2 separate regions of the Homo sapiens genome follow, and region 2 is linked to region 1. Evidence: read pairs that join two places in POLR2A ChIA-PET (ENCODE). Cell type or tissue: PC-3. All regions are shown on one strand.

Region 1 (8,000 bases):
GAAAGAAATGCACACCAGCACACCCAGAAGTCACAAGAGCGACTTTATGACTTTTAATCTACACCTTGATGCAGTATTTACCACTTAACCCTCAGGTTGACATGTATTGTCTATTTGAAGATGATTGGTTTTTAGTAGCATTTTACAACTGTAAAATACTGTATAGTTTTAATGTTTGTCACATATGAAAAATGTATACCTCATGATCCCATTTACCATGAACTACAATTGAAAAAGGAGGGAATTAAACAAAAGAAGAGTCATATCGTTTTCAAATTGTGTCTAAATAAAACACGTCAACAAGTAAAATTTGGAATATTTCAAAATTAAGTTGATGGATCTCATTTTTTCCTGTCTTTGAAGTAATTCTTAGAGCAGTCCATCTAAGATTACCCAAATGTTGCAAAATATACAATTCCTATTCTCTTTTTTCTACACAGTTCCTATGTAAAATAAGATTTCATATTATATAACAATATTAAGTGAATATGCTATAAAAATAATTTTTAATATACTGTCCTGATAAAAATGTTTTGATATTTTATTATACTTAAGCTTGAAATAATTAGGTTTCTTGTTATTAATGAAATAAAATAAATTATCTGGTTGGTGGTGCTATAAAGCTACAGCACACATATGAATAAGTTTTGCCCCTTTTTTGCAGCTTTTAAATCAGATATAAGACCGGTCATGTTTGAGGTCTTCTTTGATCAAAGTATGCAATATGTCCTGTCACTTCTGTTGGTATTCCATTAATGCATTGTAACTTAAACATGTTTCAGTAGTCAGGTAAGTTTGGGATACCCTGCCCTAAAGGGTTGCTCAGACTCGCTCCATTGAACCCGTCTCATGCTTTGCAGTGTAACATAGTTCTGCCAGCAAGCTGAACTTGCCCAATTCCCTTATTGCCACACTGAGGAAGCAAGCACTCTTTCCCCATTCCCTGAGTCAGCATTCAAGCTCTCAGTCTCTTCCTTAACAGTGGGTAAAGTGTCACACTCTATCTTGATATTCTCCCTGAGTGTGCCTGAGTGGAGTCTATTATGCTTCTTTCGTGCAGTCTCAAACCTAGTATTTAAGACTTGAGAAAAGCTTATCCATAGTTTACTTCATTTCTGCAAATAAAATCCTAGGGACACACTTAGAGTCCTAGAGTTCCCCAAAATATCTATGCAAATTAAACTGTAATGAAGATCTCGAAATACATTCATTCTATAGATGTTTCCTGGGATAATGATTCTTTGGACGTAATTTCTTAGAGTGTTTAAATTAAATATTTTCTGCGCGCAGAATAGTAAGCGCTCTTCCAGTTTTTCCAGCTTTCTTTTATCTTTTTCCTTTAATATTGTGACTTCAAGGTCATTGTAATGATGTAGTGTGTGAGTGTGTGTGTGTGTGTTTGTGTATGTATTCTTCCTAATTCCCCTCTACAAAGTTGATGTTACATTTTTAACTTACATTGAGACATCTTGGCTTCTTATTAAAATCTATGATCAGAAAACATTATTGTACTGCCAATAACATTTATTTTGGCTCCTTTTTCCTCCTTTCCCTTCCCTCTTCCTAGGCCTACAGATGTATTTCTTTATTATGATTACAGATTTAGATTCAGAACATAACCAAAAGAATTTTCTATCAATAGGCTTCACATGCACATTTTTCCTTTATCTAAAACGTCATTCTTTTTAGTCTCTATAGTGCACAAGGTGTTACCTAGAAAAGGATTTTACTCAAATTATCCAAAGCCTTGTTCATTTATCAAAACCACTGTCCACACTTCACAAAATGAATAGGAAATGGCTCCCATTCATTTTGAACTGATAACTTGGACTAAAAGTCATAGGCATCAATGCTAAAAGGCATGGAAAATTCCCACACTCCACCACCAAATCCTGACCTGGGAGATTTGTTCTAATGTTCACAGGCAGGCATAAACTGTAGAATACATTCTGCCCTGTTGACTCATAATTTTTAATGAAATAATGCAAGACTTACACAGCTCCTTTCTCCCAAAAGCATTTTAAGGATGCATACGGCATCTAAAATCCTTAACAAGAAAAGTGTATTTTCCCCTGATAAAAAAAAAGACAGTGCCACTATGTATTGGTAGTTATATATCACAGGGAGTGAGAGAAACTGAGAGGGAGAGAGAGAGAGAGAGACAGAGAGGAAGTTGATTTACAGATTGAAGAAAGTTGATAAATTATAGTGTTACAGTGTAAGTTGCCTGATATTTTTATTTTGACAACTGTCCTCCAAATATATATCAGAGTAAATTTCCCCAAGAATACATACTGCCACAGACTATCTGAAGATATAACCCTGGCTATATTTTTACAGAAAACAAGGGGGTATACACATCTGAATAGATTTGCTGTTTGTACATAAACACTGAGAAGTTAGTTACTATTACCCATCCAGTTCCCTTGCTAAAAACCTTAAGATCCTCTCATATCCCTACTCTCAATGCTACCCTATAAGTGCTAGTTAAATCTTTTCATTCATCACCATCATTTTACTCTTAACTTTTCATCTATTTCCAATTCCTCTTCATCTTCCCAGGTAAAGACTCTCATCATCTGTCATAACCTCCTAATTCCCTGTTACCAGCCTCCACTCATCTTCTAATTGCCGTAGGAATGATTTTCCCAGAACAAAATTCTGACCATGCACTCAAAGTTAAAATTCTCCAATGATTTCCACTTGCCTATAGTACCAATCTGAATCTCCTTAGAAATAAGGAACAATGCCCTTAGTGACCCAGCCTTTCAGACTCACATCTTCCTGGACTCCCCTCCCATCTTCCCCATTTCCCCCATTCCCTTCCTTCTCTGGAGATGTACAATGCACTTTTCTACCTTATATGTTGCCTAAAATACATCCACTTCCCTGAAAATTCCCACTCCATCCACTTCCCTGAAAATTCCCACACTCTTACTCCCTGTGAAATATAACTACCAATACATAGTGACACTCTTTTTTCAATCAGGGAAAATACATTTTTCTTGTTAAGGATTTTCGATGCCGTATGCATCCTGAAAACAGCTCTATTTGATAAATTACTACTTTGTTCATATTCCTACTATCATATTTATTGCATTGCACATGACTGTTTATTTCCTTTCAGGAGGAAGAGTTCTTTAAAGTCACATATCTGTCTAAATCACCTTTGGGTTGTATCACATATGAATTTCTTGGTATGTAGTAAATGTTCAATGAAAGTTTATTGAATAAATAAAAGATGAAATCTATGTTTGAGAACTACGATGTTTTTGTTCATAAGAAAGCTAGTCTTTGAAATTCACACCCTCTTTGCCTATCTCACACCAACTATCTCTCCACCTTTCCTGGAACATGGCACCTAGAAGCATGTTTTACCACGACCAAGCTTTAACTCCAACCATTGTTAGCTGGCTATTACCCTCAAGGTTTCAAAATAGTCCCCCATTTTCCTTTATTTTGCCCTGGGATTTCTTTCACTGTAAAGACATAAACTGCCTATTGATTAAGTGTTTTGTCATCTGACATTGGTATTTAAATTTTCCATCTAAACCAAGAAAAAATAGAATCTTTTTTTCCACAATGATATTGATGTATAGGATAAAAAGTGGACAGATTAGGCACTGATCTACAAAAAACCTCCATTGCAGAATCACCCAAGTTTAAGAAAAATGTTGGGACACTTAAAAAGAACTATTTAGCAAGCTTTTAATTGCAATAAAATGATTAACAAAACAATAACCATTAAAATACATCCATGAAGTAATTGGGTCTTGAGATAATTTTATTTTAATGACTTTCACAGTTGGAGAAGCAGCCAAAATGGCTTTGGCTTTGACTTTGGCAATTTTACTTATTTCAAGTATCAGGAGTCATATCAATTGATCGATAGCCTAATAGTTTTAGATATCTTGAATTGTTCTATGTATAATCCAATTAGCCTGTCTATAAAGGAATCATTTTCACTAACTGGCTAGAATACATAGAGAGATAATTATTACCATGCAATTCATTCAATTTGAGGTATTAAGTGCATTCTACAATTTTTTTTAACAGAAGTATCACACTGAATTCTGTTGTCTTAAAATAAGACTATCACCCTATTTTGCCAGATGATTTTGTTTTCAACTCAGGGAGACCTTCCTTCAAATGAGGAACATTATTGTCAGTCACCACGATCACTCTTTTACCTGAGTAAGGGATTTGTGAGACACTCTGTAATCCAGTATATTGGGAAGTCATCTGCAAATTCATTTCCTTTCTTATGAGATAATATCTACTCAATCTGGTTAAGGTCAGGGGTTCAATTCTTTCGATTCTCTTTTTGGTCACTTTAAACTATTCACACTGTGGTCTTTACTGTGTATTATAGTTTCACTAACACCAAGCCACTTTTCAATATTTAGAAAATTTTTCTCTTTCACAGATAGGGTTGAACTGCCTATAAATGTGAATACTTAATGAGCAGATTGGAAAACTGTAGAAGATTTTAAAGTCTTCATTTTCTCAGAAACTTAAAGTACTTTGTACCTCACAAATTCTGAAATGTAGTCATTCAAGTTAATTAATGGCCATGGCTGGCTAGCTTCCAGGGTCTATGTACCATCCTGCCCTCCCAGTCCCTGCCCCCTGAGCTGACTGTGGTAAAGACAACCACAAGATGTGATCCACCCCCAGGCTCCACACCCTTCCACTACTCATAGTTAAAACTATGATCAGCAAACTAAAATTACCATGAGGCTTTTCTTCCTTTCTTTTAAAAAACAATTCAACTTTTATTTTAGATAAAAGGGTACATATACAGGCTTGGTATATTGGGTCATGCTGAGGTTTGGGGTCCAGATCCTATCACCCAAGTAATGAATATAGTAAACAATAGGTAGTTTTTCAACCCATACCCACCCTCCCTCCCCAGTCTAGTAGCCCATGGTGCCTATTATTCCCATGTTTATGTCCATTCAAATATGTGTGTGCATGAGAGAAACACAGTTCTCTCCTTTTTACTGCTTGCTGTACAGCTATATGTATGTGCTCTGCTTTCTTAAATATAATTGGATTAAAAATGAGATTGGCTGATATGTCATCTTTCTTATAATGCTGTACTAAATTGTCGGAATGATACATAATAGTTATAAGTATAATACTTTTTATGGTTCGTTTGTTTTCCTAAGATCCAGAGGAATTTCTTGTCAGCTCTCACTTTCTACACCTATAAAGCAGTAGAGTTCCTTCCAAGGACAGATCCTAAATTTTTTCTGTAAAAGTCATATTTGTCATATCGGTGTACTTTCTCTTTAACATATTATAGAATCAGCCTGATTGAATTCTGAATTAAGTTACATGCCAGGATTAAATTGTTTTACAAAACAACAACTTACAAATGAATTTGTAATTGGAGACCACCCAAAATAAAATATGAAGTAACTTAGGTTAAAAATCAATGGGAAATGTTTTAGGAAACCTTTCTGTGATCTATTCATTAAGTAACATAAATATTTCAGAGAGATTTATAAATTAGACTTGTAACTGAAACAGTTATATAGCATAATTCTGTTTTACAAAAGTTGAACAATGGTATTATCATATTTTGCTATGAATTTTTTTATAAAAGGGTAATTTTTTATTTATGTAAATAAATATAAATAATCCAATTAAAATATTGAGGAACAATGAATACATTTTTCAAGAGCTGTGTCCCTACAACAGTAACCCACAACTATGCCCATATGTGGCACAAAACAAATTAATCTTTTCTTCTATTTACTTCGAATTTTATTTTTTAATTATTAGTTCCTGTCATACATAGAATTTTCCAGGAAAAAATAAGACAGCTAATGAATAATTAGCCACAATGTCATATTCTCCCCACTCACTCTATAGATAATCAATTAAAAAAAAAAAGAACAATATATTTTGGTCCAAGCAGTTTAGAGAAGTATGGAATTAAAAACATTTCTGTATTTTGTATCAAGTCTAAATGTATCACTTCAAATAGTATGATTTCAAAGCCAAAGATTGTACTCCTTTCTTTTGTCCAAAAAATTAGAAGTAGCTGTGTACATACTAATCAATTTAAAATTGTTAGTGCAGTATCTTTTTTCAAAGTCAAATGTCACATTGCAAGTCTTACTAGGCAGTTAAAAAAAAAGACAAGCCATGAATTCTCCTGAAAACCCAACATATTTCCCTGTGCAAATAAGTCACATAACTCAGATGCCAACAATTCAGCAAAATTGAAGCCTTTTAGTGGCCCTTCTCTTATAGCTATTTTGGAGAATCTACAGAAAAGGAAAATACACAGATTTTTAAAATAAACTTGAATAATCCATTTGGAAGAACAAATTAATCTTGATGATAAAGTCAAACAAGTGATAATGAAGAGGTGAAATCATGAAACCTTAAGGATCCACTGGAGAGAACAAAGTGTACTTTATAGATCTGCTCTCCTGTATTTCTCACATATTCTCCTAGAGACTCAAAACAATTACATCACAAAGATGGAGGCTAGAACAGTTAAGCCCCTATGGCCAACCTGTCTCTCAAGGCTAACCTGGTAGGAAACCAAACTCAAAAGATCTTGCTGTCTTTTGTTTGTTTTTTGTTTTGTTTTTGTTTTTGTTTAAAAAAGAAACTTATTAACACTGAGATTTCATTAAACAAAACACCACTTAAAATTCTAGTCAATATTCAATTTTCTTTTAAAAAACTGTTTGGCATAATTTTACTAGCATTTTGTCTTAAAATTAGTTTTATATTTGGCAATAAACCCTATCTCCTTGGTTTGGTTTCTTTTCCTTACTAGTCGAGAATAGCAATGGCCTCTTTCCATCACTGTGGTTGCTGATCAGATTTAATGTGTTAATTTTGGGAAAAGTATTTGCTTATGCTCTATTATTTTTCCTATTTCAGCTTTATTTGCGTGGCAGTGTTTTCAGTTACATACATACACACACACACACACACACACACACACACACATCCATACACAGCCATAAATCACTTCTTACACCACCTCCATAATATCAACAAAAGCCGGATAAAATTAAAATCCAGTTATTAAGTCAAAATCTCAATTTCCATCTTTCCAAATCAAATTTTTCTTAAAACAATTAAATACCAACAAAACTAAGCAGGTTTGGGTTTGCTTTATTTTTGGTTTATTTGGTTTACTTTGGTTTGCTTTCTCTCTGATAGGTATTTGTAAGATGATAAAATGGCAACACAGTGGCCAACCAGAAGGTAGTTACTAGATATTTCACAAATTGGATACCATTCTCTAAATAATTAATAGTTGATTTCATATTACAAATGTTTTCCACATATTTCTACAAATTGGTTATAAGAATTTACAAAGGGTGAAAATCAAGCAGAATAGGTATTAATGTTTCAAAGGTCGCCTTTAATACCAACTCTTTAATACCAATTGCTTTATAGGACTGATGAATAATTTTTGCACGAAGCTATGAGATTTATAATTCTTATCATAATACCAAAATGACTGATGAATTTGTTAAACTGAAATTTAATTATGCCACAATATATGTTTATAATTGTCTTCAGAAAAGGTTAAAAAATATTTTGAAATCATGGCCTCAGCTAAGGCTTGATTACGTAGGGTATATGATAGCTATTTTTTTAATTGCCATTCCATTGTACATTGATTTCAGATTCATAATGTATTCTATTTATCCATCAATTCCTATCACTATCAATGGAAAATATAACCCCACATTCTCAGAAAACAGTGTTTAAGGAGCACTATCTCAGTAAAATCCATTAGTAGACTATCAACTTGATCAATCCTTTGTAAAACTATCTTTTCTGATGCCCAATGTTTCCTATTTTATATAGTTAAATTTAAAGGTATTTTGTTATAGCAAAAAGAATTCTCTTTACCTCCAACAATGTCTGTTAACAATTACTTGTAAAAAGAACCAATTTAATCCTCTTGTATCCTCTATTTTAAAAAATTCATATCATCTAGACTTCTACGTTGAATT
Region 2 (8,000 bases), 300 kb after region 1:
TTAAAGAAATCAGAAGACAGCTAATGGTCAGACCGAATGTGTAACAGCCTTCCTGTTCCAAGAACTTTGAATTGGAGCCAAACAATCTATTAAATAGCCAGGACATTGGCTTAGCATTACATAATACATGTGGGAATTTATCAGGTCCGTTGTCAGACACCAGCTAAAATAAACAGGGAAATTCTGAGCAGTGTGTAAAGTTGTTGCATTCATTGACCTAAAACGAAGTAGAATAATTGGAGCTGTTGCTTGAAAAACCCATTGTGGAATGCTTTCTTGTTAACTTTCACATTTCAGAGCAATTAACTTCCGTTGTGTTCAAATATTTTCAGATGTAATTTAAAACCAAGTAAAGTATGTACTTTTAATATTCTGGGTTTCTTGGGCTTATCTCATGTTATTGATGATCATTTCTCTAATTTTAATTCCTGACCCAGAGATCTCCAGTATGTAATGTGAAGCTTCTGCAATTTTGTATCTTACTCCACAAAGACATGATATGTCTGTTTCTAAATATTTAAATTTAAAGGAAGGATGGCTTGTTATAAAAAATATGGTTATAAATTGAAGAATAATCTTAATTTTGCACCATTTATTTTGTGTCAATGCTTATCTTTTTTGATTCTTGTTATCTAAGATGTAGTTTAAGGGCTTTCAAAAAGAAAAGATCTCACTGCTGATAGATGCTTGTAATCTAAGATTAAATATTCCATATTATTTTTAAGGTGTTCTCACAGCAATAATTTTTTTAAAGTAAGATTAAAGGATTTAGATTTAAATTAGTTGACATTTACATATATCAAATAGCACTTTCATAATCGTCCATCCTATTTGCATAACGAGGGACGTTATCACCTCTGCTGTCAAAACAGGAGATTGTTTTCCCTTCAGAAATGAATTAGCTGCCCTACTTAGCATACACAGGTACATAAAGGTTCATTAACTCTCTGATTTAGGTAATTTTTCATAACGGGTGAAATTGTCACCTAATTTCATTAAAAAGATTAGGAAACTTTTTACAAAAAAAAATACATTTCAAGTGTTAGTCTTTAAAAAAGCATAGTTTGCATCATTTAAATGACTTGTTAAATTACTTATGAGATCATTTTAATTGTTAAAAAATAAAACTACTTGATCTGCTCCTGTCTGTGATATACCATATATTTTTAACAAAAAAGTTATTTTTATTCATTTTATTGCTTTAGCTCCATATAGTTTATTTCCTTGATAAAATTAGAATATGATAGTTCTTATGAAACTGACTTGCTGTTAGAGTGGTATTTAATTTTTCTTTTTTGTTCAGCAGGAACGAATGCAGGAATTTGGGAACTGAGCTGTGCAAGTGCTGAAGAAGGAGATTTGTTTGGAGGAAACAGGAAAGAGAAAGAAAAGGAAGGAAAAAATACATAATTTCAGGGACGAGAGAGAGAAGAAAAACGGGGACTATGGGGAGAAAAAAGATTCAGATTACGAGGATTATGGATGAACGTAACAGACAGGTGAGTGGAGTAAACTTTTTTTGTATCATTATTTATTAATTATATTTTCTCCACATATGTTAAGGGTACAGAAAATATCTTGAATCTGTAAATATCTATTAAGAGAAGTTTGGGTTAATTAAATGTGACCAGTTAAAGTGCTGATAGTCTCTTATATATAAAGGAGAAAAAAATCACTTTATCTGTCAGAAACATAGTTTACACATTTGTCATTATTCACTTTTTACTTCAACACAAATTTGAAATGGGAAGTGTAGTTGTGTGACATGAATAGCTTGATAATTAAGAGTTAATCAGCATAACATTGCTACATTGCACGCATCATCAAACAAAGATATTCTTATATTCATGGGAACTAGACCTTTTGTGGTCATTCACTTAAAGGTTTATAATATAGGATAAATATCCTGTATGAAAATGGCTTTCATTTTATTCATAGTAAATGAGATTTTGAAACACATCCAAACATTTTAACATTGTGCTGACAACAACAACAAAGAAAACACCCACACAAGATATTAATAACTTAAAACATATAGGCAAGGACTATCGGTTAATTCATACCATTTTAAATCTGAATTTGATAAACATAGAGGCAGATGGTGTTATAATTTTTTTCTAGAATGCCAATGATAATGTCTGTGTGATACAATTAATCTGTTGTGAAGACTTTACACATTCAAATGCTCAGTTTGGCATTAAAGACTTGTATATCATGAATGCCTGCAATTTGACTCTATTTTTCTTCACACTAGGGGAGAGTGGATTTAGTTAGGCTATGTAAGGACAGCTGGGTAGTTTGTATAACGTTAAATATCAAATAATGGTCCTGGGAGAAATTATAGTACTGCTGGGTCCCAACCATCTCATATGGATCATGGAACCTGCAGAGAAGACGTTTCTGGACTGTGGAAGAGAAGAGTGTTTTGCCTACTTTTCGGTTACACTGAAGAAGGCTACACAGTAGCCCTGGGGACAACCACCAGACTGTAATTTCCCCACAAATGTAGACACTCATGTCCTCTATTGTCCTGTTTTGTCTTCTTGGACATACAAATAGGACTAGAACTGATTGATTCATTTTTTTAAATGTAATGTTGTTTCATGTGTAAACTATAATGAATAGGAATTAATTATTTCTTGCATCAAAGTCAGTACGCCATTAAAAAGTAGAGAAACTTTTAGGTTTTCAAGTTTATACTCCTCTAAATTATTATATATTTTCAGGTACACACAACTTGAACTATTTTTGGCTGCATGTTTAGCTAGAGGGTGAATAATACTAAGATTTATGGTGGATTCCTTTAGTGTTTTCATGCACATCGTTTCTTGCTGTGGATCAAGCCAAAGAGCAATCATTGTGTCAATAGAAAACCGCTATTTTTTAATTGGCCTATAGCTTGAAATTGAAATTAAGACTGAAATATTGAATGTCATGTAACACTGTTTGGACCTTGTTATTTGGACCAGAACCTATTTTGAGTATAGTCAAAAACATATGAATTAGCATTTGCACTTTATTACCAATACCAGATAATTTTTAGGTTTATGATATTCATTATATCTTCTTTTGCTTGCAAAGTTAGAAGAAAATTTTTGCAGGTTGAATTCATGAGCTTTTATTATGCTTTATTAGAAAAAACAGGGATACAAGATTTTTTAATTTCTATTTTTAATTATGGGTACATAATAGTTGTATATAATATGGAATACATGTGATGTTTTGATACAGGTATACAATGTGCAGTGATCAAAATCAGGGTAATTGAGGTATACCTACCTCAAGCATTTATCATTTCTTTGTATTAGGAACATTCCAATTCTACTCTTTTAATTACTTTCAAATATATGATAAATTCTTGTTAACTGTAGTCACCCTATGTACTACCAAATTCTAGATCTTATTCATTTTACCTATTTTTGTATCCATTAAACATCCCCACTTTATCCCCTCCCCACTCCATGCCCAGCTACCCTTCCCAGCCTATAGTAACCATCAGTCTACTCTCTATCTCAGTGAGTTCAATTTTTAAAAAAAAAAAGTTTAGCTCCCACACGAGTGAGAACATGCAAAATGTGTCCTTCTGTGCCTGGCTTATTTCACTTAACATAATGTCCTCCAGTTAGTTTCACTCATGTTGTAACAAATGACAGGATTTCTAGGGATACAATAATTTTAAAGCCGGGAGTGGTAGTTCATGCTTGTAATCCCAACACTTTGAGATGCAGATCACTGGAGCCCAGGAGTTCAAGACCAGCCTGGGCAACATAAGGAGATGCAATCTCTTATTTTAAAAAGTTAAAAAAAAATTAACTGGGTGTGGTAGTGGCATGCACCTGTGTTCCCAACCACTTGGGGACCACTAGGACCCGAGATGTCAAAACTGCAGTGAGCCGTGATCATGTTACTACTACACTTCAACCTGGGCAACAGAGTGAGACCCTGTCTCAAAAAAACAAAAAACAAACAAACAAAGAATCTTAATGTCGCACTTTTGAGCTAATAATTGAATATCTTTTCTTTTTTTATATATAGTTGCAGCTACAGTGGCTGTTACCCTCATCCAGGTTAGAAGTCATAATAACTTTAGAAGAAGAAAACTTATTTAAATTCAGCTTAGTTTGACTTATCATTTTTTTAAATTCTGAAGACAGATTTCTTGATTTTATTCTTTAGAATTTAGGGTATATTTATTCTTTTCTCCAGTCTTTAGATACAGTAGGCCTGTAAGTTCAATACTTTTAAACAGAATTAGTAAACTTGAAATCCACCATGTTTTAATATATATTTCAGTGATTATTTTAGAGGCTGTTGACAATTTCAAACATCTTACATATAAATGCTTGTCTTGTGCACCTCTCACCTACTATGAGAGCAGTTGTAAGAGTCATTTGGGAAAGAGCCTAAATTATGTAGGTCACTTCTAATAAACAAAACCAGCAAATCCGAAACAGCATATCATACTGTGTAGAGGCACCCGTAACCTGGGCTTTCTTTCAACTGTGTATTCACATGTTGCAAAGAAAAATGCTTTGCCCTCTTTGAAGCTGCCCCACTGTAGACTGTCCAGTAGAACCTCATGCAATGGCTCACTGTCATCTTTTCTTAAAAGTTGTCAAAGACTGCTCTGCCATTGCACTTGTTTATTTAGCTATACACAGAATAAGTTATGTTTTTTCCAGAAAAAGAAATACTGACTTCAAGTGTGAAATGAAATATTACAGCACTGATGTTATAAGTTGTATATCATTAAGAAATAAAACTGTTGTGAAATAGAATGGCTGTTTAAATTGAATTTTACCTTTACTTTAGCTGTCTTTCATAATGGAAGTAGGGAACAGCTCAAATTCAGAAACATCAATACATGAAATAGTTTAGGTGAGAATAAAAATTGACAGCTCAAATTCAGAAACATCAATACGTAAAATAGTTTAGGTGAGAATAAAAATTGACAGCTTTTTTATTTAAAAAAATTTTTTGGCATTTCCAAGTTTACAAAAACTATTTCTTTCTTAGTTTCAAGCTTAGACAACATGGATTTCTTAAGCAAGTATGTAAAAATAACATTATGAATTGTTAATTTATCTTACAGAAATTTTCAGACAACCTAATAAAAGTAGTTACCAATTATGTGCCAAGAACTATATATATATATATAATTACAAATAATTTTTATTAATAAGTCCCATTTTATGGCTGAATAATTCATTTATCTGTGAAATCAACAAATATTACTAGACTGCAGTGTACCTAACACCAAGTATTCAGTGGTGAACAAGAATCTCATCCAGCTTATCCTCTGCTTTAGGGGTTCAGCGAGCTTTCCTGTAAAGGACCACATAGCAAATATTTTTAGCCTTGTGAGCCATATAGTTTTTGTCTCAACTACTCAGCTCTGCCCTAGTAGTCTGAAAGCCGTATGCAGTATGTAAATGAACCTGTGTGGCTGTGCTCCAATAAAGCTTTACTGACAAAAACAGGGCGTTTGGATTTCACTTGTAGGCTACAGTTTATGGACCCCTGATTGAGTTAAACAGACATGAAATATAAAAATATATAACAAAAATTTCACTTATATGTGCTATGAAAGAATAATAGGAGGTACTTTATTTACATCAGGGTTGGAGAAAGGCCTGAGGAAGTGCTAAAAGATGAGCTAAAAGATGATTCAGAGTTAGGCAGGTGACAGCATTCCAGAAGCAGTATTTGCAAAGTTCCTTAAGAGAGGAAAGAGCTTGACTGAGGAGCTGAAGGAAGATCAGTGGGACTTAAGCCTGGTGTATGACTGTAGAGAAATGAGAGAAAAGATTGGATGTTAGACAGGACCCAGATATCGCAAAGCTTTGAAGGTCCTGTTAAGTTCTAAATAACTGGCTCAAGATTGTACAGTTAAAACTGGGAAGTGACCAAGATCTGAGCCCGGATCTCTCATATTCAACACGAAACAAATTATGCTTTTTAAAATTATGTCATGATGCATCTAGTGTAATATAATAACTAAGAGCATGGTTTTGTGTCATTACTTTTCCCAATTATACTGCATCCAGTATAATCAAATGGCTAAGAGGCATAGTTTTTAGAGACACACAAACTTCGTTCTTGTCCCAGTTCTGCCACTTACTAGCTATGTGACCCTCTAGCAAGTTACTTAGACCCTCTGAGCTTCAGCAGTACCCTCATCACTAGAGTGAGGATGAAAAAAAGTTAGTACCTTTCTCATTAGGTCTTTAAGACAATTAAATGAAGCAATAAATGTAAAGCACCCACCAAATAATAAGTGCTCAATAAATTTACCTATTAGCTATTCCTATTAAGACTCAGGCTCTTTGAACCATTAGCTATTATAGTTAATGTGATTTCTATCAAAACAACTCTTGTACTGTGTAGCACAATAAAGAATGTTACCTAAACCTTCATTTCATGAGGGTTTTATTTTAAAAGGGTATTGAGGAGATGGATGGAAAAGTGGAACAGGTAGAGCAGGAGCACAAAGGAGCCTTCAGAAGCCAACAAGGGGCTAGAGAATGATACCAGAGCAGGAGTGAGCTGATGCAGAGAGGATAGTTTGTGGACAAGAAGGAAAGATCACACAGGACGTTTGCAGAGGATTTATGACAAGGATGGGGAGAAGTCGTTTCCTAAATGTTATGCTTGTGGGACCTGTTTTCAAATATATGTTACTGACCAAATTATTTTTAACTACTCCTCACCATTTTTATCACTACCAGCTTCTAGCTTATGCTAACACTACAGTTTCAGTCTCTCCGTCGGCATTTTTTTTTTACCCTTGAAATACCTCCATCAGTTAGGCAGTCTTACCCTCTTTCACATGGTACCAATTTTTAATCATGCTCCTGAAACAGATTTTTTTCTGTGACACTTTTATTGTATTTTACAGTAACATATATATGCAAAGGTTTAAAAAGTTCAACAACAAACTGGTTTTTATGAACAGATGGTTTTGGGGGTGCTTGTTTCATTTCTTTTGTGTTTAAAATTTTTTAAATTAACAAATAATTGTACGTATTCATAGGGTGCACAGTGATGTTTTAATATGTATAATGTATAGTGATCAAATCAGGGTAGTTAGCATATCCATCATCTCAAACATTTATCATTTCTTTGTCTTGGAAACCTCCAATATCCTCCTTCTAGCTATTTCAAACTGTAAGATATATTAACTGTAGTCATCCTTTGGTGGGATAGAACACTTGAATGCATTTGTCTTATTTAGCTGTAATTTTGGGTCCTTTAACAGTTTTTAAATGAATATTGTCCTTATATGACTCTTTCTACAAACAATATATTTAGAAATCTGTTATATTAGGAAGAAAGATATATAAAAATTAGGCATGCTTAGCCTAAACCTATTTACTTGTATGTTTGTATTTGAAAATTTCAGCTTTCCTACTTTGAAAGGATAGGAGAGGTAAGCCCAAATTTATTTGTGCAACTTGTTATAAAAAGACATTTAAATATTTGTCAGATAACACAGTTAGGGCTTAAAATAGTAAGTTAAGAAAGAAATATATTTAAATGCCTTAAGTTTTCTTTTCTTTCATCAGATCTGGCACACTAATAGTTTTTGCCAGCAAACAAAACTTCATGTAATTATCAGTGCAATAACTGGAGCACAAACTAAAGACAATTTGCAACATTCTGTTAATAGAACAGGAGAATCCCCTTATGACTAAAAGAATTCAGAGTTCATAGCTGTTACATTTTCTAACTTTCCCTCTTCTTATGTCCCCATCTCAGTCTCTTCATATGAATTATAAATTATATAAGATGAACTAGGAAAAAAGCTGGAAAAATGTGTTCAGTGTAGATGCAGCTTCTGACAGTTTCTACATACTGATGTGTTTTCAAACTAAATCTGGTCTATTCGACACTAAACTGAAAAATAAAAAGAGATGTATAGATTCCCTCAAGTGACTCTTTAAAAAGAAAAAATTTTACTCCTTACTTTTTCCTGGTTTTCATCAAGTTAATTACAGTTC

The links. Peaks named below come from ENCODE experiments on the same cell type or tissue, not always from the same donor. Only the 100,000 strongest peaks of a DNase experiment are listed, where the experiment ranks them.
Region 2: POLR2A ChIA-PET joins it to region 1 with 7 read pairs; 2 of 35 experiments call an interaction of 5 or more read pairs at or near these places.

What each region holds. Positions count from the first base shown.
Region 1 is chr5:89,113,838-89,121,837 of GRCh38, reverse strand. All of the region lies in intron 4 of MEF2C-AS1 (MEF2C antisense RNA 1), which reads right to left. Among named protein-coding and RNA genes, the nearest start is that of MEF2C-AS1, 230 kb to the right of the region's middle. In PC-3, no CTCF peak of the experiment used is centred here; a DNase peak (open chromatin) is centred at 4,647.
Region 2 is chr5:88,817,234-88,825,233 of GRCh38, reverse strand. MEF2C (myocyte enhancer factor 2C) reads left to right here. Exons shown (of 11, transcript NM_002397.5): 2 at 1,304-1,499. The coding sequence starts at 1,446. Among named protein-coding and RNA genes, the nearest start is that of MEF2C, 62 kb to the left of the region's middle. RefSeq lists a silencer at 48-342 and enhancers at 3,643-3,742, 5,509-5,558. In PC-3, no CTCF peak of the experiment used is centred here; no DNase peak of the experiment used is centred here.